Linked DNA regions of Homo sapiens: all the other regions are linked to region 3. A link is a loop called in an ENCODE intact Hi-C map of the cell type or tissue named here. Cell type or tissue: gastrocnemius medialis. All regions are shown on one strand.

Region 1 (8,000 bases), 570 kb before region 3:
GAAGAGACAAAATCCGATTTTATCCACCAAGGTTCTCTCTATTTGAAATATCTTCTTCTCAACATCTGATACTGACTCCTCAATTTCAGCCAGTTCTAAAAGGCCTGTACCTACCCTGATTCAATGTACACCCTCCCTATTCTACCACAGTGGACTCTCAGTTATCTACAGGAAGCCACTTTCTCCACATCTCTGACCAGGGCTGGTATGTGGTATTAGGACACAATGTAAAAAATGCATTTATTATATGCTATTTTAGTTGCTTCTCTCTTAGTATAAATCCAATCTTATTTAGGTTACAAGATTCTAGAAGGCAGGCCTTATATGCTCTGTATTCCACGTAGTGGAAATACTTCTAATTCTGTAAATGATTTCTTAAAAGTCATACTGAGCCAAACACTGTGGAAAGTGGTAGATATTATGGCCTCTGCGCTAAAGGACTTTACAGAGACTGGCCCTTCTCCGTCTTGGAAGATTGTCCTTTTTGACCTTGAGGGAAGCTCCAGAGACGGCCTATGGCATGGTGAGGACAAAGAGGGCAGTCATAGCAGCTGGCCAGGCCATCAGGGAATCCACCTTGCAATCAACAAGGTGACACAAGTCCCATTCAAATTATCCTCACAACCTTTTAGTTTTCTAGCCCTGGAGCTCTCTTCATCTGTCATACTTGGTTTTGACTACATAGTAACTGCCACAAGAATGGGAAATAGTAAAAAGAGATGGACCTCAGAATCAAAAGTGATTGAATTCAAATTTAATTCGGCCTAAATATAGCTAATGAAATGTAGTCACTAATTTTGCAAGGTTGACCAGTCTCATATAGTCCTAATATAAATACAGGAGAGTTGTTTGGATCAGGGGATTGTGTTGCCCTGATCATTTCCTTGGCTTTCTCCCTTCCCTCACTGGCTGCTTCCTCACTGCAGATTTGCCCAACATACATGCATAGACACCACACAGAGGATACCCTTTCTTTCTCCCACTTGTCAGCTAAACCTTCTCCCTTTCCCTGAAGTGATTCTCTACCATCACCATCTCTCAAAAATCATGCTAAGTTGCAACAATTGTTTTTATTTTGTTCCCATAAATGAGATATTAACAGTTCAGGTCTCTAAGGTCTTTCATTTCAATCAATAATACATATTCCTGAAATTCTAAATATAAGTGGCCTCTGACTTTACATTTCTCAAGTCTTAGACAAGTATGCATGCAGTCTATAAACAGACTATGTGTGTGTATGTGTCAGAGAGACTACACGTGTGTATGCATATTATATACATGTATGTATTGAGAGACAATGACACATATGATCAGTCAAGAGTAGAAATATATTTTCTTCTACTCCTTCACTCTCCCACCACTTTTGTCTCTGGGACAAAAGCTTTGCCTCCATCCCCGCTTGCTCACATCCACCCCTCCCTTCTTTCACTCTGACTTCTAACCGTTTTTCTCCCCATTAACGCCCCCCACCTTCATTTTAAACCCAGTTTTATCTGGATCCTCTCAAGGAATTGCACTGTGATAGTCAGTGCAGAGACCCAGCCTCCAGGCTAAACTCTGGTGTGTCATTTAGTTACTAAGGACATTAATCTTCCTCCTTAGTTCTCTCTTAAGGATTATTTAAATTGGGCAGATTGAGAATCCATCTATTTCTTTAAAGTCCAGTCCATGAATAGCTGTTAACACAATGCTAGAGTTTAAGGCATTAAGCATGTACCTGCAAGTACTTTGCAGTTCTTCATTTCCTTCCCTCTGGGAGTGCTTTCCAGTAGACAGGGGGAGGGGAGGGAGCAGAGCCTAAGTAAGCTGATTTATCTGGAAAAGCACTCCTCTCCATCTTTGCCATTTTAATAAAGCTTAGCTTGGGGAAAGATTTGGAGGCCTTCAGGAGCAGGTCCGTTAAAACAATTGAGGAGTGTGTGAAACACAGCTCAGGCTCTGCATCCCAGTCTTCAAACTGACGTCACCTCATAAATCCACAGGCACAGCCTGGACCCATCAGCGAGCTGCTTTTTCAGGAGATTAATTATTTGTTCAGACAGGGGTCAGGTGGAGGGTCTTTGAAAGATTCCTTCAGTGTTTTGCCCCACCCCCCTCTCATGGGGGTGAAAAATGGAACTCTCTGTACAGCCAAGATGTAGAAAGAACACTGCGTGCAGAATCAGAAGGGACGTGTGCAGCGTTTGACCCACACTGCCCAATTAAGACAAGAGGGGACTGAGGGGCCAGAGAAGTGAAGGGGCTGTGCATTGGCTCTCCTTACCTTGCTGTCCTAAGGTTATAGGTTTCCAATTTGTCCCCAGGGCAGACTTCAGTAAGGCTGAAAATGCAATAAATTGAGAAAGGCATGGCGTTAGGGGAAGCCATCTGACAGAAGGACATTTGGACAGTGTCTGCAATCCAAGGGGGTCATGGAGGCTCTGGGAGGCCTCACTGTCAGCCCTGGAGCAGAGGTTTCTTTCCAGGAAGTGCCGGGCTTTGCACATCAACCACCTGGATATGTCTCTGGGGAATCACTTAGACACACTCAAGAACAGCAATCACTTAACAAAAAGCAGAAGAGAGGGAAAAAGGCTGAGGTGCAGCAGTTGTCAAATGCATGAGAGTTTCCAGAAGGAAGATTGCAAAGGCTCTGTACTCTCAGGGCAAGATAATGGGAAGGGAGATTTTCTGAGAAAGGGGGTAGGGATTGATTAAACTGGAGTTAGTCAGAAAGGTACTCAAATTTTGTTCACCCATTTTAGGAAAGTTTTAAACAGTGGTTTGTTAGTAAATGGTTAAAAACTGTTCGTGGCGGAGGTGGGAGGTCGGTGGGGTGGCTGTTCTACTTATCATCTGCTGATTTCTGTGGTGTAAATACTCCCTTTGACCCTGATTTCAAGCACCAATGTGAGGTCACTGAATGTGGAGTTGGGAAGAGATGGGAAAAATAGGCTCTTCTGAGCTGGTGCAAGCTGGCTCCAGCTCACCCCTGGTTGTAATAAATATGCTAACAGGGTTCCTAAAGAATGTTCTCAATTCTCGTGCCCTAAGAGGCTACATGGTCCAGCTAAAGGTGCTGGAAGCCAGTCCTAGTGTCAATTTCTTCCTGCCATCCAATCCCAGCTATCAGTTGACAATTTGTGCACTTTTCTCTATTTCCATAAAAAGTTGAAATATTAAACAGTGCAAAATAAAGAAGTCTTGTTATCCCCTGCAATTACAAATGTATAAAATTTGACATCCTCAATTCTCATCATCATTTCTCTAATAGTTCTTGTCTTTGATAAGGCACAGGATTGGGTTGTGTTGTCAGTGAGCAAAAAGAGGAACTGCAGACTGCAACTGTTGGAACTGCAACTAGTGTGCGGTCCCCTATTTGAAGACATGGAAAGAGAAAGCCTAGCTCTTCTTTCAGCTACAGGGCCTGATCTGCGCAGCCTGATGGGAATCAGAGAGTTCTGGAACGCAGCTCCTTTCATAGCCCTTGGCTCCTCTGCACGCCCCAAATAAACACAGATTGTCAGTAGTGGTTTCAGATGAATACCCCTGCAAATGCTGGCATAGCAGGCTGGGGCAGCCACGGGTCTTACCCTCCAGGGAGGGAGCCCGGAGCAGGACTGCCACGCAGAGATGCAGTTGAAGAGGGGAAGGGGAGGGGGTCTATGAAAGCCAATGGCAGAGCCCTGTGGTTTGGCAGTTGGCCTGGGAGCCCTGGAGCCTTCTGGGAAAAAGCCAGGAGGGGAGGACAGAGTGAGGGAGAAGGGGTGGGGGAACTGCTTCTCAGGGTTGGGCTGGCTGCTGCGCCTGTCAGGGCCAGAATTGTCGGCTCTCTTCTGGAGTGACTTACTACATACAGAGAGGAGGAAAATGAACTAAGGTGCACTGGGCAAGTCACAGCCAGGATTTCCCTCCAATCTCACAATAGGGCTATGAGGCAGATTTTCATCACCATTTCTCAAATGGGGAAACTGAGGCCCCACAGGTAAGAGGATTGGCCTGTGCCACACTAATATTAATGGCTAAAGGTGAGATTTGATTTCACCCTTTCTGCACCCAAGGCCCTGATCTCCCCTTGGTTTTATGCTCCTTTTTGGCACCTCTACATCAAACCCTTTGGCTCCACCAGCCAATCTAGTGTGACACTTATTTGTCTGATTTTAGTTTGTTTCACCGTTTTGTAAACAGGTCCCTTGGTTGTTGAAGGGGCTGTCCAGGCTGACTGTGGTGGCCCCCTGTGAGGACAAGGGAAGGGACTCTTGGCCTCCAGCTTGTCTGTGTGGCCAGGATCGATGTGCTCCTGGAATCCACACCAGAGAATCTTAGCTGTGTCGGCACAGCCAGGACGTAAGTGCCATCCTCCTGCCAGAAGATTGTTAATAACACCAACAATTTCTTCGACTTCTGGCTGTGGATACCAGCAGCCTGTGTTAAGTCAACTGTGTGTCCTCACTAGCATGTTGGCGCGGGTCAGCTGCTCAGTCATAAATCCAGACATGTCTATCTATCTGTCCATCAGTCCTTGTGGCCACACTGCCCTTCAGATCTTTCCTGCACAAACATGAAACTTAACACGAACTCCTCACAAGGGCACTCAGCCCTTGGCTTTCACTTGGAATAAACAGGCAGGTCTCTAGATGCAAACACCCTGCCCAAAGTGAAACGCAGCCAGCACGGCCACCTGCTCCCTCCCCTCTTGCACTCCTCACACTTTCTGGGTCCCTCCCCACTGCCATTTTGTTATTCTCTATTCAAATGTCAAACACTAAAGTTCCTAGTTGTTTTAATAACTTCTGCTGAATTTCTACAGTTTTAATAAAGTATTCTGTTTCCATTATTGATAAGATGATGGCTTTCCTGGCTGGGAGAGTCAGTAAGAGATTTTTCTCTCACTTGAGCAGGTCTATTTTATCATCTTGCAAATAGGAATACTGTACATGGACTTCCATAGATGACAGTGATGCTACCACCCACTAATAATGATAATAAATGTTAGCTGCTACTGCAGCCACTGCTACAGCAGCCACTGCTACAGCTAACGTTTATTGAGCACTTACTATGTGCTGGGCAGTATGTATTAAATGCTTTATAAAGATTAAGTATTTGATCCTCACAATAACCCCATGAAGTAGAGCCCGTTATTTTCTCCATTTTCGTAAGAAGAAAATGAGATTCAGATGAGTTAAGTTGCAACTTACTTAAGTTTCCAAAACTAATAAATAATAAATCTGGTGCCAGAATTTGTTTTTGACCACTTTTCTATAGTGATATGAACCCCAAATATGCATGTGTATGCATGTACAAAATTAAGCTTCACTATATAAAGTGGTCATTTCAAAGGTCAGAAACTGTTCAATATCAGCAATTTCATGATTCAACCTAAAACACTTCGGCCAGAATTTTCTGAATGTGGCCACCAGACTTGATTATCCTTAGACTTTGGTGCCTTTCCTAGAACAGGCCCTCAGTCAGTAAATGTTTTCTGAGCATAAGAGTGAGGAATTGAGTGGGTGCAGGAATGACAGAGAGGGGTGTGAATGATCACAAGCAAAGGCAAGTTTCAGTTGCAGGGGGAATGAGTTTCAGGGGGCACAGCAAAGGGTGTGGGCATGTGCGTGTGTACATGTGTGTCCAAGGACCTGTGCCAGTGGTGGGTGGGTGCAAGCCCCTTTAAAAGCTACACTCTGTTATTATCTTCCCTGTGGAGTGATGTGACTACTCACGTTTCCATCCATCCTATATTTCTCATGGCTGCCACAACATAGTACCTTCAAAAGAAATAATCGAATAGACATTCTTTTGAAGAAAGTGTTATAGGCTTAGCCAACTCCCATAACTCCTTTCTAATACCAGTAACCTAGGTTGAGAGGGTGTTGGTTTCAATTCAATGGGAATTGATTTGAGAGCGAATCATCCCGTGGTCAGAGCCCCCGGAATCAATCTGTCCTCTCATCTCACTTTTGCTTTCTCTTTCTTCTCATTATCTGTTAGGATGAAAGTAGTGTAAACCTGATTCTCCTTTGTAATCTCCACAGCTCAGGGGACCTGGTAGGGAGGGGAGGCCGGAGGTGCTGGAGAAGAGTGTGAGGGAGAACGAGGAGCCTTGGGGTGGGCACCAGGCTCTCTGGGAGGAAGGCGCATCGGGAAGGCAGGTGCAGCCCAACCTTGCCAGATGGGATGTTCAAGGCACCCAAGGAGCAAGGACACCAAACCCTAAGATCCAGAAAGCAGGAAGGCAAAGCTTAGAGCTTCATTTATCTTCCCTGGGACGCCTTTGGACATGATTCAGGAAAGAGAAGGAATAAAGTCAGCACAAAGGTGTGAAAGGTGGGTCAGATACCAAGGGGGAGCAATATGTAACAGAGGACGGAAAACATACCCTCTGCTCACCCCTGCAAAGCAAGGTCACCATATGCTTTAATTTTGTGTCGCACACTTCTGTCTATAAAAATGTTTTTAATACATCTGCAAATAAATGGATGTTAATATTTGAATAATATACACATTTAGTACCATGACGATATACTATGTACATTATGAAACAGACGCAAAAATATAAATTAAAAATTGATAAGATAAAAATAAGTAAGAAAAGAAGTTATATTTTCTTTCCACACTCCCAAGGAATCATCTCATGTACCTCTGAGGTGAACTCACATCGTTCTGCAGGCCTTTGGGTTAGAACAGTGCTGCCAATAGAAATATAATGCAAATTGCATATGTAATTTACATTTTTCTAGTAGTCTCATTTTAAAATGTAAGAAGAAATAAATGAAATTCATTCTAATAATACATTTTAATCTAACCCAATATATCCCAAGTACCATTATCTCAATGGGTAATCAATATAAAATTATTAACGAGAGATTTAAAGTTCTTTATTTTGCAGCAAAGGCCTCTAAATTTGGTGTGTATTGTAAACTTATGTCACATCTTCATTTGGATAGCCCACATTTCAAGGGTTTGTCAACTACATGTGGCTAGTGTCTACTATATTAGATGGTATGGGGTTGAAGGACTATGATACCAGGAGGAATGGGAATCCTAGGGGACACTGAATTTCTGTTTGCGGTCAAGGCTGAGAACGTTAGAATAAGGATGCCTAATGCACCATTGCCAGCACTGGAACTGTAATCTTCCAGTTCCTTTAACCAGATGGCCTTAAAATAAGCACATTACTCAGGTTGCAGAGTAACATGATTCCATGAAAAAGGAACTATACATAAGTACATAAACGTATGAGCATAGCAAAAATATGCATGAACATACATTAACAATGAATACTGATCACCTTGAGGATATGGAATAGGAGGACAGTGAGCAGCAGAGTATTAAAATTGTCTACGTATGTATCTATATAGTTTGAGTTGTCAAAATCTGTATTTATTTTTAAAATATTCTAAAGGACAATAATTTTCAAGCGCGTGTATTTTTTTTTCAGAAAGTATGCAGGCTGAATCCTTATTGATAAAATAATATTTCCTTCAGCTATGGAAACCTAAACCTACTGTAGAGTCAACGTTTTTCTCTTATTGAATGAAAGAGTCTTCTGTCTTTTTTATTCTTTCTTTTTTACATGGAGGAAGAGTTGGGAAAGGGATTTTGGGCTTAGGGTTGCCAGATAAAATACAGGACGCACAGTTAAATTTGAATTTTATAGAAGCAATTATTAATTTCTTCACATAAGCATGCCCCATGCCATATTTCCTTTGAATGATCCAGGGATAACCTAAATATTTGCTCAGAACATACATATTTATTTATTTTATTTATTTTTTATCCTTGCTAGCAGGATGTCAAAGTGCATACATATTTATGCTAAAAAATTATTCACTGTGTATCTGAAATCCAAATTTTACTGGACACTTTTTTTTTTAAATCAAACCCTGCAAGCCTGTTTGGGCTGTCATTATTACAAGTGAACTGCTGTGGTCTTGCATGACTGCTTTTCTCTGCACCTCAGGAAAGTGCTACCTCCAACGGAATTATTCCCATCAGTGGTTCCCAACTGGGATGTGGTA
Region 2 (8,000 bases), 750 kb before region 3:
TGCCCCAAGGGGCCTGGAGCATTGCCACCACCCTCACTGGTGATAGGGCTGCTTGAAGTTGCAGAGCACAACCCATCTGGGTGGGTTTGCCGCCACTGCAACAGAGAGCCTGTGGGACCAGGCAAATGAAGGAAGCCTTACTTGCTCATAGCCAAGCTTCTTTTCAGGTTCTATTTTATATTTTATTGCAACAAAGAATTCCAGGGCCATACTCTGAGCCAGGGATGATGGGTGCTAAGCTCATTAACTGCCTGCTCAGTTTGTGGACTTGTTCCTGCTGAATCTGTAGTCCAGGTACTGCCAGTTTCTTAGTGTCAGAGCCCTCATAGGGTTCATTTGTGCATCCTGCATGTGGATATGTGTGTGCATTTACCCAGATTTTTAAAAAGCTTTCTATTTACCTTTTCTATTTAGCACATACCCTCTTCCATACTTAAAACTCCACACCTTCTACCACAGCTTTTAGAGTGATAGCACTGGGTTACAATACATGTTTTCGCAGGAATTGAGCATTTAAAGAGGTACTAAAGTGAACATGAAGAATTTAAATTCTAGGTAAACAGCTCTCAAAAGCTCTCTCTTCTTTGTGCTTTCCCTGATTATGATATCTGATATTTATTCTTATGACAGAGGACAAACTAAACTGTGTATCACAGTCACCGATTGATTCACTCTGCACCACTGGTCCCCAGTGGCATTTGGGGGCAATGTGATGTCTTTTTCTTAACTCAGGGCCCTCTTAGTCCCTCCTTGTCCCTCTCTGGAGCACTTATGAATTCTTAGGTCCACTGTTCAGCCCGGGCAGGCCATGGAGTGCAAGCAGTGCTGCTGGAGGCTTGCCTAGCTGGTCACTTTCCTGCTCCACCGCTAAAGTTTCCGCCCTCACTCAGGCCATGCTGAACATGGCTCTGTGTGGGGCTCTTCCAAGATGCTCCCAGTCTCCCCTAAGCTGTGTTTGGGAAACAGTGTCGCTGGTCTCCTCCTCCAAATATTCTCAGGTTCCTTCCATATCTAGTTGGAAATGTTCACTATGCCTCCTTCTGATCTTGGGGTTCACCTCGGGAGTGGGGAGATTAGGACATGTAAGTCACATCTCTCTGCTGTATTTCTGTCTTTCTCTCCTGCTCACAGCCCCCTTGGGATACACAGATAGGTTCCCTTTCCGCTCTGGTCTTCAGAGTAGGGTGTGTGTACAACATTCCTTTATTTTCTTCCCACCTGGCAAGTGATTTGCCCGTCCCTATTTCCTGAGACATGAAGGCAAATAGGGTGCAAGGAATGAGAACTTGTTTTCACAGATAAGTGAACATGACCTTTGAAGTGGTTAGAAAAACACAGCAATCACACTAGCATACATAGACCCTTGAGGCTGGCTGGGAGCCCTGTACAAAAAATAAAAATAATAAATAATAAAGGCTGCTTTCTGGCTGAGAAGGGAAGGGAAGAGTGAGGATTGTCAACAGTATGGGGGTAACAACTCCACAGGTTCTGCAAGTTTTTCTCTCTGAAAAAGAGGACTCTTGACTTTTCCTGCTTTGCTTTTAATTTCAAAACAGCACACATACTTTCATCTCCCACAGGATGTTCCTAGGAGCAATAACGCCAGGGATGAATTTCTTCCCATCACATGAGCAGGATGGCACAATGAAGATGCCCCCGGGAAAGACCCTCCTATTTTTTTCTAATTCAGAAAAAGCAGAAGAATAATATGATACACATATCCCCTGCTCATATTTAAAATGTTCACTTTTTGTCACTTAGGCTTCAGATAGTATATCTCACAGTTAAAATTGAAAACCATTTTGTTCCTCCTCTCCATCCTAGTCTTGCTTCTTTCTCTCCAGCGATGACCACTGTCAGTAATTTGATATATACTATTCCGGTCCATGTTTTTATTAGCTCATTACAGATTTTATATATCAGATAATAGATGGTATTGCTTTGTAGTTGTAAAATTTTGGCTGAATAATACACTGCATGAATTGTTTTGCAATTTGTTTCCAGTAAACAATATGTTTTTGAACTGTATATTTTCTTGCATATAGATACAATCCCTTCCTTTTTTTTTTTTTTTTTTTTCCTGAGATGGAGCCTCGCTCTGTCGCCCAGGCTGGAGTGCAGTGGCATGATCTCAGCTCACTGCAACATCTGCCTCCCAGGTTCAAGCAATTCTCCTGCCTCAACCTCCTGAGTTGCTGGGACTACAGGCACACGTCACCATGCCAGGCTAATTTTTGTATTTTTAGTAGAGACGGGGTTTCACCATGTTGGCCAGGCTGGTCTTGAACTTCTGGCCTCAGGTGATCCTCCCGCCTTGGTGTCCCAGAGTGCCGGGATTACAGGTATGAGCCACCACAACTGGCCAGTCCCTTCATTTTAAACTGCATTTAAGTACTCAGTTTGTGAATACAAATATCTATTAATTCCTCACTAAAAAATATTCGTTTTTCAATCTTTTCTCCCAGGGTTTTATTTTTAATAATAGGAACAATTGGCTCTACCTAATACTTCAATTTCAGCCCAAAATTGGCCAGAAGACATCGTTGCCTTAGAGCAGCCTGTCTTCCAGTTGACACTGAACTGCTGTCGACCGGAAGATGGTTGAGAGTCCACATGTGCCCCCAAATAGTTGCAGACTGTGTGTGCAGGGCCTGATTCTGTTCTCTTCTCTGGAAAATGGGATCGTAACTGTTTCTATCTTCTTGGGCTGTATGAGGGATTGGTGGTGTGGAGCTTGTACCACAGTGTCAAGCAGACACCCCTGTTCATGCTAATACATACAGTATTTAATGCCTGGTATAGACCTAGACCCCTGACTCCCTGGCCAGTTGTTTTTCAAAGACACTCCCTGCCTGTGTTACCACTGTTGGTAAGACCATGTCTCAAAGAGTTAATCATCTGGAAGACAGAAATCTAACCACAAGAGGCAGAGGCAGTAGGCTGTAGAGTTAAGTGGCAGGCTCACAACCCCAAGTGCTGTCAGTACTCACAGCTTCTTCACGCCAGCAGCTGTCTGTACTCTGGATTGTTTTGAGCGTGTCTTTGCAGGGCTTGCTTGTGCCTGCCAAGTTCAGCTGCCTGCAGAAGCACAGCTCAGAGCCGTCCCTATAGGCCTAGTCCTTGCACAGGTCTGGCCAATCAGAGCTCTGTTACCAGGCAGAGCCTCTCTCTCCAGCTCTGGTCACTGTCAGCCTAGCTGTCCAGGCACCCTTCTGCAATTTTCGTTTGAATTGATTTTTTTAAAAGCACCTGATATACACTTTTCTTCTTATTCTTCTCCTTCTAGTCCTCTATTCAAGGCCCTACCACAGAGACACACAGGAACGGAACTCAGAATCACAAACAAAGAAACTTTGATCCAAGAAAGAAAATGATCTTTAAAAAGACCCTCGTTTCATGCTGGCCGATGCTGAGAAAATCTGCTCTGAAGGATATTTGGAGACACTGATTAAAAGGTAGTACCATCACCACATATTTAACTTCCCCCTCTTTTTCCTCTGCTTCTAGGAGTAGAGAAACCAACAAAACCAACCGGAGAGAGATGGTTTCAAACAATCTGTCCCCCACCCCACCACTATTCACACCTTTCACAAGGGCCCAGCCACAAAGCCAGTGCAACATGACATCAATCATCAGCAAAGTGGAGGTGACAGACCCTGCCTTTCCCCTCTTATGGCATATTTGCTCATCTTCTCTCTTCCCCACTCCTCTCTGATAAGAGAAAGGACGAAAGCAAGGCAAGCGCATTCCTGAGCGGGAGCTGCAAGCGCCCAGGCTCATGACTACTGAGGAGCACACTGGAAGGGGAGAAAAGGAGGGGGGAAGATTGAGGGACCAAGATGGCGGGATAAAATGCTGTGGATGGAAGGGCAAGTTCTCCTGGGGTAGGAAGTATGAGGGGTCAGGGAGTTTGGGATGCCAAAGAACAGGAGAAGATTGAAAGTTTAATAAGCAACCTTGACATATGCTATGGCACATCCTAAAATGTTAGAAGAGATGTGAGTACAGGTTGGAATACCGGTATACCCATGCTGTTTTGAATTCAGTAATGCTTTGATACTGAGACATGCCCCACAGCTTTCTAAGCATTACACTTACTTATACTGCATTTTTAAAGCAGTTTTATAAGAACATATGTAAGTAGATCAGTACCATTAAAATGGGGTTAATTTTTTTTCCAAGTCACAATGGTGTAGGGCAGGTTGTGGTGGGAGGATTAATTATCTAGAAATCTGGCTAAAGCTAATTATGAAACTGTTATTGCTAAGAGAAAGGGGGAATTAGGCAGAAAGCCAGTCTACCTTGCTTCAAATGGATTTTCTCTAGATATCTGATCCTCTCAGTCTCTTCCTTAACCTCTCCTTCTCTTCCCCCTTTCTAGATGGTTGTCCCAGTGGAGGGGGATTCTTCGTGTTACGTAGATAGGAAGCACGATGCAAAAGTGTTGAAGCAGGAGTGTAAAGAATAATTAAAACACCTGGTGAGTTCTAATTTTATTTTTGAAGAACATAGCTTCTAAACAAGTGTAAAATACAAGCCATGGCCCTAAAAGCCAGGGTCTAATGAGTTAAAAAATGTCGTGGTTCCCATATCTTAAAGTTTTGCAACTCCTCCCCCTACCCCAAACAAAAAGAATCCTTTTAGGAATGAATATTTCATGTGTTAAAGTGACATTTTTTATATTAGGATTTTTTAAAGGTTCCTAATAATCTTTTTCTTAGTCTAAATTCAGGCAAACTTAATACTTTTGATTTTAAAAAGTAAACAGCAGTAAGATCTCATTTTTAGAAAGTTATGCCTATCAGTATACATTGAGAGATCACAGGAACAATTCTTACGTAAAAGTAACAAGAGTGGTCTTAATGATGGAATACTGGAGTGATTTTTTAAACTTTTTTGTACTTTCCAGCTTGAATAATTTAAAAAACAAAACTATATATTGTTTTATACAGGTAGAACATAAATTTTTTTAAAGGAAAAGAGATTAGGCAATCAGTTGCTTGAGAAGTAATTGAATGCCAAATATTAGGTTGGTGCAAAAGTAATGGTGTTTTTTGCCATTGAAAGGAATGGCAAAAATCGCAAATTACTTTTGCACCAAACTAATACTTTTTCCTGTAGATTTCATGAGGTTTCCTCTGTGTGTGTGTGTGTGTATCTGTGGGGGTGTGTGAGAGAGAGAGAGATAGGGAGAGAGAGAGAAAGAGGGTAGCAGTGCCTCAGTACATCTATTCCCAGGAGACATTTTGTGATATCTGAGTTCTAAGGAATGAGGACCAGACAAAAGGGGCAAAAGCAGTAAGAGGAAAAATGGAGATCAGGAAAACTGGCCATGACTCAGCAAAAACACAGTGACATTTTCAGAAACCCAAAGCCTCAGACATTACAAAGTCGCCCACACCCCTTACTTCTGAAGAGAGTTGTCCTGGCCCTCCCCATTTCAGGTGGGCTCCAGCCTAGGCTGAGTAAGCATTGCGAGCGAGGAGTGAGGAGGCAGGTGGGTGGATTGTCCCTTAAGGTGCAAGGAGGAAACAAGTGCCCTGTCTGTGGCTGATTGAACTGGGGAGGACCAGAGACCGGAAGGTATTCTCAATAGCCAGTATTTCTCAGAAACAGCGGAAGTCTCCCAGACAAAGCAGACGGGTTGGCATCCCTTTCTTGAGAGTCAGTAAGAGGGAAAGGACTGAGGCAGGCCTAGCCAACATACCAGGGACAGTGGTGAAATTTCGAGAATCTGGAGGGTCTGCCAGCTGTGCTTCCCACAGCAGCTTTCAATGCCTGCCCCTGAAAAGCTGGCATATACCTGGCTGCCAAACCATAAAGGGACATACCTAGAGTGAAGGACCAACTGCCCTTAAATTCACTGCCTTGTGCCAGCTCCTAAGTTACTGTAGGGATCTGTGTGGGTCTGGCCCCTCTTCATGGGCCCTGGGACCCTTCAGAAATCTATTCTTGTGCTTGGCATCCCATCTTATCTTCTCCTTGCTCTGCTGTTAGGTGATGGGTGAACCTATCAACACCCTATCTCATGTCACCAAGTACTCAGATTCAAAATTGAAATCCAGTTCCTACTAGATCACTAGCCCTCCTCTTTTACTTCAATTTCTCATAGCCTACAAAGAAAAGAAGAAACAACACATACGAACAAAAGATCAATTAAAAAAAACAGAGGAGAGATTTCCTGGCATTGGGCTGGGGGCACAGCAGGAAATTCTAGCCACACAAACGATTCTCCATGGCCAGAGAGTTATGCATCATGACCCTTGGGTTGAGCAACCCTAATGCAATACCAGGGTGTTAAAGGGCTGGAACTCTCTTGCCCTCTGGTAGGTCAGTTCTTAGCTGTAATATAATTTTACAGATGAAAAATTCCAGAGAGCAGTGACTTGCTCTGTGTTACACAATGAGACATAAATACAACGTACAGCAGCCACATAGGCCTAGTACTAATTATTTGACATCCTAAGACCTTTCCTTTATTGTCTGAAGTGGCTTAGCTGAGATGAATATCCAGCATGTCATTACAGCGGGAAGCCAGGCCAGCAGACTTCATTGTCCTCAATTCTGTCTCAGTTACACTAAGCTTTCCTACCCCATTACCTAAGTTTTGAGATGTAAAGTGGAAAGACACATTTAGTCGACATTGTACCAAGACAGAAGGTAGAAATTCGTCATGCTTGTGCCTCCCAGGTCTCAGGGTGCCTGATCTGTTTTCCTCTCGGCCCAGGCTTATCTTCAGGGCCACTTTCTCTTTCTTTCTTCGACATCAAATATCAACCCAGCCCCTTTGTATATCGCAACAGCGATTTAGTGGACACTCTAGCTGACTGATTTTGTTCCATTACAAAATGAGTTTCCTGCCAGAATAGAGGGGGAGATTATATAGACAGACATACATTTACAAACACAAAAGTAATGTGGAAGGGTGATATGGAGGCACTTTCAAAATGGCAGGACCTGCCTCCAGGCCATGGCAGCTTCTGCCCACAGCCCAGAGAGGCCACTCATATGCTGTGAAAGTAAAGGCATTACCTCGTCGCCTTGTCACCACCTGAGTGATCCATGAATGGCTGTTCTCTCCTCACTACAGGTGAACTTGGTCAGGACAAGAAGCTCCAAAGGCTTAGTCAAATTCTTTGTTGGTACTACCCTACTTTACTCGGTCGTATTATATAAAGCTGTTTAGCCAGGCCCTTGCTTCATACATTCCATGTCGCTGAGCAAGAACTCAAATTCTGGTTAGCTGCCACCCCTCCCAAGTAAATTTTACTTGATGTGCAGTTATGTGCTGAAATATACTGTGTCCTATAGAAATGAGCAAGGTGAGGGAAGGAGATGCAGAAGGAATTGAGTTGCACACTTTGGATCAGATTCGTGCAGGAGTTATATGGATGAACTGACATGCCCCAAACCAGATGAAGAAATCCACCTCTAAAACTCAGCCAAGAGCCTGTTTATAGAGGGCTTCATTGTTTATAATTTCCATGTCAGTGCTTCTCAAATGCTCACTACTCCTCTCTTGTTTTGGCCTTACTAAATTGGGGTGAGCTATGTGGTTCTTGCCCCTGATTTATCAATGTGAAAAGAGAGTCTTTAGGGATTTGACCATAGACAAGTCCCCAGGGGAGTGAGGGGTGGAGGTAGAGTAAGTATTCTGCTTTTCCAGCCTCTTTACTCTTGACTCCACTGCCTTAAAGCAAGGTGTTGCCAGAAACCACGGTCACCTCCTCTTTGTGAGACAAACATGAATCTCTCTTGGCCTATTACTCCCAAGGAAAGCAGAATATAAAAAGACATGTCTTCAGCCTTGCCAGATGGCTTCGGGGTAAAATTCTTCCCCAAACCAAGTGTTAGAGTCCAGTCAACTGTTTCAGGGAGGGCAAGAAGTAACATGGAGAAGTATTTAATGCTCTTTCTTCCCCAAAATTCCATGACATCCAAGCTTGTGGTGAGCAGGCCCTGCCAAGGCAGACAAGATCATTGAGCTGAAATCAAGAGAA
Region 3 (8,000 bases):
GTCAGAGATGGGATGGGTAGGAAAAGAAATGATGTTGCCACTTCCCTGGAAGTGTCCACAGCACCTTCCCCCTGCCACAACCACTGTGGCCTTTCTCCTTCTGCAAATGCACACACACAAGCGCAGAAAAGCCATTTGACATCCACAGCTGGGAAACAGACTTCAAGAGACTGAGACATGTCTTACATTTTTTCAAACAGTGAACAGCCAATCCCTCATGCTTCCACCAGCCTTGTGTTGTAGGGAGGGGCTGGTGGCTGCAAGTTGGCTAGGGACCTAGGGTTGGCAAGGGAGGAGGGGGACTGCAGAACATTCTAGACTGGGCCTCAGTATTTTCATCCATACCCAGGCACAAGTCAGTGCCGTCAGGCCAGCACTGACCAGGACTTTCTGCAATGATGGAAGCGTTGCAGGTCTGCAATGTCCATATGTGGCCACGAAGTCCTTGAAATATGGCTAGAGTGACTGAGGAGCTGAATTTTTCATTTTATTTAATATTTATTTAAATAGCCACATTGGCTAGTGGCTACCATATTAAATATATACTTTTTTTTTTTTTTTTGTCACACTATTGCCCAGGGGGGAATGTAGTGGCACGATCTTGGCTCACTGCAACCTCCGCCTCCCAGGTTCAAGTGATTCTCCTGCCTCAGCTTCCCGAGCAGCTGGGATTACAGGCACACACCACCATGCCTGGCTGATTTTTTATTTTTAGTAGAGACAGGGTTTTACCATGTTGGCCAGGCTGGTCTCGAACTCCTGACCTTGTGATCCAACCTCCTTGGCCTCCCAAAGTGCTGGGATTACAGGCGTGAGCCACCATGCCTGGCCTAAGTAGTACATTAATATATAGTAGCCTTAGGCCAAAGAGAAGCCCAGTGAATCCAGGAGCACCCCTGCTGTTTCTCACACCCATGACGCTCATCTGTCTGCTTCCCTGTGCCCTGCGGCAGGGTTATCTTGCTCCAGGGCAGGAGCATGGATGAGATAACCTCCCAAGGCATGCACTGGGCTCTAAGCCCCAGCTTATATTACAGAAATACTTCCAGACCTACTTCTCTTTGCCTCTTGGGCAGATTTACACATCTCTCCATTTAAAGGTTATTTATTGAATACTATATGCTGGTGAGACAAAGAGAAATGACAAAGCTCTGCCCGTAAGAAGTTGGCTGTTTAAATTCCACAGGGGGGACTAGAATGAAACCCAGAACAAATTCAGCTCCCTTTTTCATTCTTTGTAGAGAGATTCTAGGCGTCCTCATCTTATCTTCTGTCTAGAAAAGGAGATGGGAGAATCTCCCCAGGTCTGGGTGGCCTGGCAAAGCCCGACACTCTTCCTGGACTGTGAATTTCAAGGATGCCTCTGTTTCTTCGATTTTTGTAAGCTAAGGCACAATATCTGGGTCACCTAGTTTTCTCTTACAATTGATTATTAGGTCAAGTGAGATAGAGTGATAAACTAACACCAGCCCAGGAACAGGCTGTTAATAGCACCGGGGTGTGGCTAAGAGGTCCGGGGGCGGGGGGTTTAGATTTTAGGCAGGCAGGTCTCCTGGATCCATCCATTGCTGTGACCAGCAAGCAAGGTGGAGTCAGAACCCTTCAGACTCTACTGGAAGAGAACAGCCGTGGCAAAAGGGCAGGTTTGGAGAAAGTGGTTGAGCTTGGGCAGGGTACATGCGTTGTGCAATTGTGCAGCATGGAGTATTTCTCACCCTAAGATGCCTCTGGGTCTGTAGCAGCTGGGCTTGCATCATGACACTCTCTGTGTTTGCCAGGACATAGAGGATGGTGCAATCCTCAAACACGTGTTCATGTTACCATGGGGAGAGGCTGATGTACTGTGTGTGCCTCTGTGGATGCTGCTGCACTGGGGTGTATGGGGAACTCCTTATGAATGAAAGAGGACTGAGTTGGCCACCCAAATGTGGCAGGGGCCAGAGGCATTGGAGAGCCAGTGGGAAGGACTGGAGGTATTATATAGAAGCCAGAGATTTAGATCCCACCCCAAAGGTAAATACTGTATCCAGATAATATTATCATCATCCCCTCCCTTAGTCATTGAATAGGGTTATGAAGGTAAGGTCTGGCCTCCATAGATCCCAGCAGGAGAAATGGATGCTGAGCATTCCACATTTCCCATCCTCTGCAAAAACCTCTCAGAACAGCATCTCATGGGCGGGGAAGTCTGGAATATGTCTCTCTTCCTTCCTGGATCATTTTCCAGTTGGAGGTTACAGAAACAGCAGAATGCCATGCACAAACAAGCCCTGTTCCCCTCTCCCTCACCTGCCTTCACTCTCCCACACATGGGTTCTCTCCGGGCCTCGCTTGTTTGTCTCCCTGACTCTTTAAATATATCCTGCAGACACACAAACAGAAGGAAGGGATTTATTTGAATGATTATTGCAGAAGTAGGAGAGGGAGGCACCCAAATTCCAGATTTATTTTTTCTTTGAGACAGGGTCTCACTCTGTCCCCCAGGCTAGAGTGCAGTGGAGCTATCAAAGTGGAGCAATCATGGCTCACCTCAGCCTCAGCCTCAACCTCCAATCTCCAACCTCCTACCTCCAACCTCCCACCTTCCGGGCTCAAGCAATCCTCCGGTCTCAGCCTCCTGAGTTTCTCAGACTAGAGGCGCACGCCTCTATGCCCAGCTAATTTTTGTGTTTTTTTTGTAGAGACGGGGTTTCACTATGTTGTCCAGGCTGGTCTCGAACTCCTGGGCTCAGGCAATCCACTCACCTTGGCCTCCCAAAGTGCTGGGATTAGAGATATGAGCCACCGCTCTCAATTCCAAATTCCAGATTTTAAAAACACTTCCAGGCCGGGCTTGGTGGCTCACGCCTGTAATCCCAGCTCTTTGGGAGGCCAAGGCGGGCGGATCACGAGGTCAGGAGATCGAGACCATCCTGGCTAACACGGTGAAACCCCATCTCTACTAAAAATACAAAAAATTAGCCGGGCATGGTGGCGGGCGCCTGTAGTCCCAGCTACTCGGGAGGATGAGGCAGGAGAATGGCGTAAACCCAGGAGGCGGAGCTTACAGTGAGCCGAGATCGCGCCACTGCACTCCAGCCTGGGCGACAGAAGGAGACTCTGTCTCAAAAAAAAAAAACAAAAAACGCTTCCAGTCCCTAGAAGTGTGCCCATGCTGTGTGGGTGTCAGTCTCCCACGCCCTCTGCTGGCCACATGGAGATATTGACCTGTTTGTCAAACAGGTTCCAGAGCAGACTGTTGAGTTCTTTTGCTGTTCACGTGCAGAACAATCTTCACCAGGAAGTCCTCCCGGGTATCCTGCCTAGATCCCTTCTGCAACCTCAGTTCATTTTCTCTTGATGAAATAGCTCCAGAGTAGCCAGTCTACTTGTTCCTTCTTGTTTTATCTAAAACGCAAAGCCTTCCACAATTGAAAGCCTATTTATGACTCAGCCACAGAGCAGCTGAGTCGGGCTGGCTGCTTCTGGCACTCAGCTCCAGTCTTACTTTCCAGCCCTTTAATCTCCATGGCTCTGCCCTGGCTCCCCTCCAAGTTTCCGCTGTCTCTCTGGAGCCTACAGGTGACCACAAGACCCTGATTAGTATCTTCGACACTGGACTCTGCTGCTGCCTAAGGAATAGGTCCCATGGGGTTAAGTGGCACCAGAAACCAGGAGGCACATCAAAATGTTAAGCCTGCTCTTCAGAAGCAGCCAAAAAGCTTGCAAAGCTGGGGAAGGTGTGCCCTCAGGAGACTTGCCTTGGGGAGGCTGGGAAAAGGAGAGAGTTTGCAAAAGCATTTTGAGTTCCTTAAATGAAGAGAGATACAAGAATCTACATTTTGTATGCCAGTATCATGGTTGCTTGGCCCCGGGGCAGTACTTGAACACTTTCAAAGAAAAGAGTAAGAGAGGTCAAAATAAATTTACCCCAAGGTTTATCAAACCGTTGTCAACAGCCCCATCCCCCTCCCAGAAAGGGTGACTCAAGGTTAAGGACAGCCCACAGCACTTCTTAGAAAAAGTCCCAAAAGGTGAAAGGTCTTGAGAAGAGCTGTTGAGGGAAGGCTGTGGGCCACCATGCTTCTGTGTCCCCCAAGGCCAAAGAGAGAATAAGCTAAAATGACAGCTGGAAAAGGGCACCCTCTGACCAAATGGACAGAGCCTCCCCCAACAGGTAGCCAGAGGAGGATGGAATGGCACCCCCATTTCAGATGTCCTTAAGAACTAGAGAGATAGATGCTTATTTCTGCTTGGACACAGGGGGATGGACTAAATGGCCTACGGAAAGGATTCCAGGAACTGCTACACCAGCCACAGGAGAGAAGCCAGCTTCCCAGGCTGTCTCCCCTTGAAGAGGTGACAATGTGTTGGCTCTCCAGGCCAGGCTGGGGCAGCCCACTGAAGGAGACGCATAGACGCATGCGCTGGTCAGCAGCCAGCCCACTCCCCCACCTGCCCTCACTTTATCCAGTTACAATCTTGATTGAGGAAGGGGTCCAGGCTTCTCCAATCTGAACCCCCTCCAGGCTTTCAGTAGCCACCATATCCTGTCTGCCCCTCCCCCTACAGTAGTCAACTACTTTTTGAGGATTAAAATGCGTGGTGATGCTGAGGTTGAGTGGCACGGCTCCAGTCCCTCCATAAGACGTGCCCAAAAGCCCTTCTGTGCAATGGTTAGCACTCCCTCTCCCTACTCCCTCTTCTCCAAGATCTGAGCCTTGGCGTGAGGCCTGTGTTACTAGATAACGGAGCCCCAGCCTTTCAATTTGTACAAAGTCCCCAAACCAGCCATGCTTCTCCCTTCCTCCTGCCAATCTCACTTGCGCTACAACCAAGAAAAGTCAATTTACCCCAGAACATGACCCTTTTAACTAATCCCTAGAATCCTGCATTCCACCTACCAGAGATGTCACCCTATTGATGAGTCGTCACAGCAGGGTCTGATAGAGCAGAATCGAGGTACTGGGACATCAAGACATGACTGGGAAGAGGGGGTGAGAGTCCAGAAGGGGTACCAGGATTCTCAGGTTGAATTTTATTTAGGGAGAGCCCACCCACCACCTTGCTATTTGCTTTCCCCAAGTCATCATCTTCCTCTCCAGTAATTACGTCCCTTCCTTTCCTGTGAATAAATACCCAAAGCAACTCACCACCAGGAACGCTGCGAACCTTTGGAGGCTTCTTTAGGGCAGGGACCTTCTCTGCCAAGGCCTTAAAGACCAGATACCTATTTCATTAGACTTGACAAATCCTGAGCCAAGAGAGAAACAGATGCTTGGGTGCTTCCTGCCACCTGCCATCCTGCCCAGGTTAGGCCAGGTGTCCAAATGCCTTTCCTAACTCACACCTGGAACTTGCCCAGGGCTGCAAGCTCAGAAGTCAGGTTCTATACCTGCCCAGAGGCATAAAACAGCGTCTTCTCAAAAAAGCTTCTCTTTCCTTGCACCCCACCCCCACTTCCTGGAATTCTACCCACTTCTTCTGTTCCCCATCCCAGATGTCTGGCGGTCACTGTTCCTGGACATCCCAGTGATCATGGAGTAGATGGAGAACAGAATTTTCTTTCACCTCATTTCAGTTATTTAAGGTCACTCAAAGCTCTATTTTCTCTTTCCAGTATTTGAAAAAAGAGGGAGGCAATGAAGACAGGGCCCCCCACCTCCACTCACCCCTGCATCTGGTCCCACTGTGAGGCATCCTGGCCACACGCTGCCCGCCTGGAAACAACAATCTAAAGTTCCCCCATTCTGGTTCCTCTGAGGCTGGGGGAGGTCAAGGATCTGAGAGGAGAAGGGGACCCAGGGATGGATGCCTATGAGATCAGAATTTAGGGGAAAACTGCGCACCAAGAAAAGGCCGGACGGGTGGAATTAAGGATCAACAAATACATCAACAAAGTCTGACTTCTCTAAAGGTCAAAAGCCAGCTAAGTATAGACTGTCAGCAAGCCACTCCTATATATAACTGTCCCGGTCTCAGCCAGCTGTCGGCCTCTCTCAGTCCAGAGCTGAGTAACGTCCCAGCCTCCCAGGCCCCCGAGCACCGCGCCAGTTCTGAGCCAGAGCAGGAGCAAGGCCTCCGACTTCCACTTGGCCCCACGCCGGTCCCCTCCGGGCCTACATTTCTGGCTCTCCCCTCCCCTCCTCCTGCCGCTTATGAAGGTCCTCACCACCCTGCTGCTCCAGACCCCAGGACCCCCTCCTCCTAGGTTCCCCAGGTCCAAAGAGACCTCAACATCCAGCAGCTCTGAAAGTGCAAAGATCTCACTAACAGGACAGCCTTTGCCCTTCTCGTCCACGCCCTGACTGTGTCATCTGCCTCCATGGGCCCAGATTCCCGGGTTCCTACTTCTCAGCCCCACCTCCAGCCATGTCCCATCTACTTGGCCATCCCCCAGCAAGCAAACCGCTCGCTGCCACCTTCATCCTTGCAGAGGCCATTTTCCTTGCCCTTCCTCCTTACTGCCCCCAGAAGGCCTGCTCCGTCCTCACCCATCAGTCTGTCAGTCTCTCGATTCTCCTCCTCTGTGAAGCCTCCCTGCCTGCACTCTCTGCTTGACTCCAAGCATGCCAGAAACTTCCTGCCACTTAAATGAGCATTCCCTCTGCTTCCTGGTTCTTATCCCCCTGCTTTCAGGGTGTGCTCCAGGAGGGCAGAGACACATCTGCTTCAGCCTTTATTACTCCCCTCACCCCAAACTGCCCAGCCCTGGGCTCTGGCCGTGTGCACCTTGGCCCACGGGGGCTGACCCTCCGGCTCCTTCTCCTGCAGAGAGAGACTCCCGTGAGCACGAGGAGCCCACCACCTCTGAGATGGCCGAGGAGACCTACTCCCCCAAGATCTTCCGGCCCAAACACACCCGCATCTCCGAGCTGAAGGCTGAAGCAGTGAAGAAGGACCGCAGAAAGAAGCTGACCCAGTCCAAGTTTGTCGGGGGAGCCGAGAACACTGCCCACCCCCGGATCATCTCTGCACCTGAGATGAGACAGGAGTCTGAGCAGGTGCATCTCGGGGATTCCCTCATTCCCTCCCAGCTTTTGACCTTTTCCTGCATCTAAATGGACATTCATGGCGGCAGGAGGTGCTAGACTAGACCCAGCAGAGGACCTACAGCCCACCATGTGGCTCAGCTTAGGACGTGGGAGTAGAGTTTCCAGAGCATACACTTGTCAGGGCCAAGGGCTTGTGCAAGTAAGTGGGAATAGAGGCGGTGCTCATTTGAGGAGAGTGTGTGCCAGCCCAGCGGCCACGTACCAGGTACCTGGGCCCTGCAGCTGTGTCCAGTCCAAGGCAGAGACTGAATATTCTCCTAGAGCATCTAGAAATGGGCACCTCTGGACATTGTTACTCAGCAGAAGAGAAAAGCTGCAGGGGAGGGGGTGGACTGGAACACAAAAGAGAAAGTATGACTCCGTACCTGGCCAAAGGCAGGCTTTGTATGATCCCAGCGCACGTGACAGGTGACAGGGAGGAAAGATCTTTGGTAGCAGATGATTAGAACCAAAGGTGGTGACTTTCCTCCAGAGACCCTTCAGCCCCCACCCCCTGGGCCATTCGTCAGCGCAGCTGGGTGGTTTTCCCTTGGTCTCGCCACGCCTCTCACCCTCCTGTCCACACAGGGCCCCTGCCGCAGACACATGGAGGCTTCCCTGCAGGAGCTCAAAGCCAGCCCACGCATGGTGCCCCGTGCTGTGTACCTGCCCAATTGTGACCGCAAAGGATTCTACAAGAGAAAGCAGGTACGTCCCCTGCCCTGAGCTCCAGGCTCAGACTGCTCCAAAAATGGCACCTGCCAGGAAACTCCACCTTGGGCAAGTGCCTAAGGTTTCCACCGTTAACCACTTAGTGTTTCCTGGGCCTCAGATACCCATTCATATACCACGATCATGACTTTCCACATTCCCTACTATGCTGTAATCCATTTCCTCATTCTCTCCTATGCGGTAATCCACTATGCTTTCCACAGGTCGCCTTAGCTACATGAATTCCTTGCAAAAGGTAACTCTGTAACACTATCG

The links. Peaks named below come from ENCODE experiments on the same cell type or tissue, not always from the same donor. Only the 100,000 strongest peaks of a DNase experiment are listed, where the experiment ranks them.
Region 1: a loop joins it to region 3, with 3 times the contacts of the local background. A loop is called at or near these places in 11 of 110 quality-filtered maps.
Region 2: a loop joins it to region 3, with 2.7 times the contacts of the local background. A loop is called at or near these places in 13 of 110 quality-filtered maps.

The regions. Positions count from the first base shown.
Region 1 is chr2:217,244,182-217,252,181 of GRCh38, reverse strand. It overlaps the pseudogene RN7SKP43. Among named protein-coding and RNA genes, the nearest start is that of DIRC3-AS1, 35 kb to the left of the region's middle. In gastrocnemius medialis, no CTCF peak of the experiment used is centred here; DNase peaks (open chromatin) are centred at 2,071, 3,711 and 4,461; H3K4me3 peaks cover 773 bases; H3K27ac peaks cover 5,431 bases.
Region 2 is chr2:217,429,403-217,437,402 of GRCh38, reverse strand. DIRC3 (disrupted in renal carcinoma 3) reads left to right here. Exons shown (of 13, transcript NR_186301.1): 4 at 3,287-3,455; 5 at 4,382-4,480. Among named protein-coding and RNA genes, the nearest start is that of DIRC3-AS1, 150 kb to the right of the region's middle. In gastrocnemius medialis, no CTCF peak of the experiment used is centred here; a DNase peak (open chromatin) is centred at 3,082; H3K4me3 peaks cover 664 bases; H3K27ac peaks cover 2,132 bases.
Region 3 is chr2:216,677,833-216,685,832 of GRCh38, reverse strand. IGFBP5 (insulin like growth factor binding protein 5) reads left to right here. Exons shown (of 4, transcript NM_000599.4): 2 at 6,754-6,983; 3 at 7,602-7,721. It overlaps LOC124900515 (a long non-coding RNA gene), which reads left to right. Exons shown (of 2, transcript XR_007088080.1): 2 at 1-4,594. Among named protein-coding and RNA genes, the nearest start is that of IGFBP-AS1, 13 kb to the left of the region's middle. In gastrocnemius medialis, a CTCF peak has its summit at 3,176 (motif pointing left); DNase peaks (open chromatin) are centred at 1,742, 3,172, 3,512, 5,992 and 1 weaker place; H3K4me3 peaks cover 1,120 bases; H3K27ac peaks cover 8,000 bases.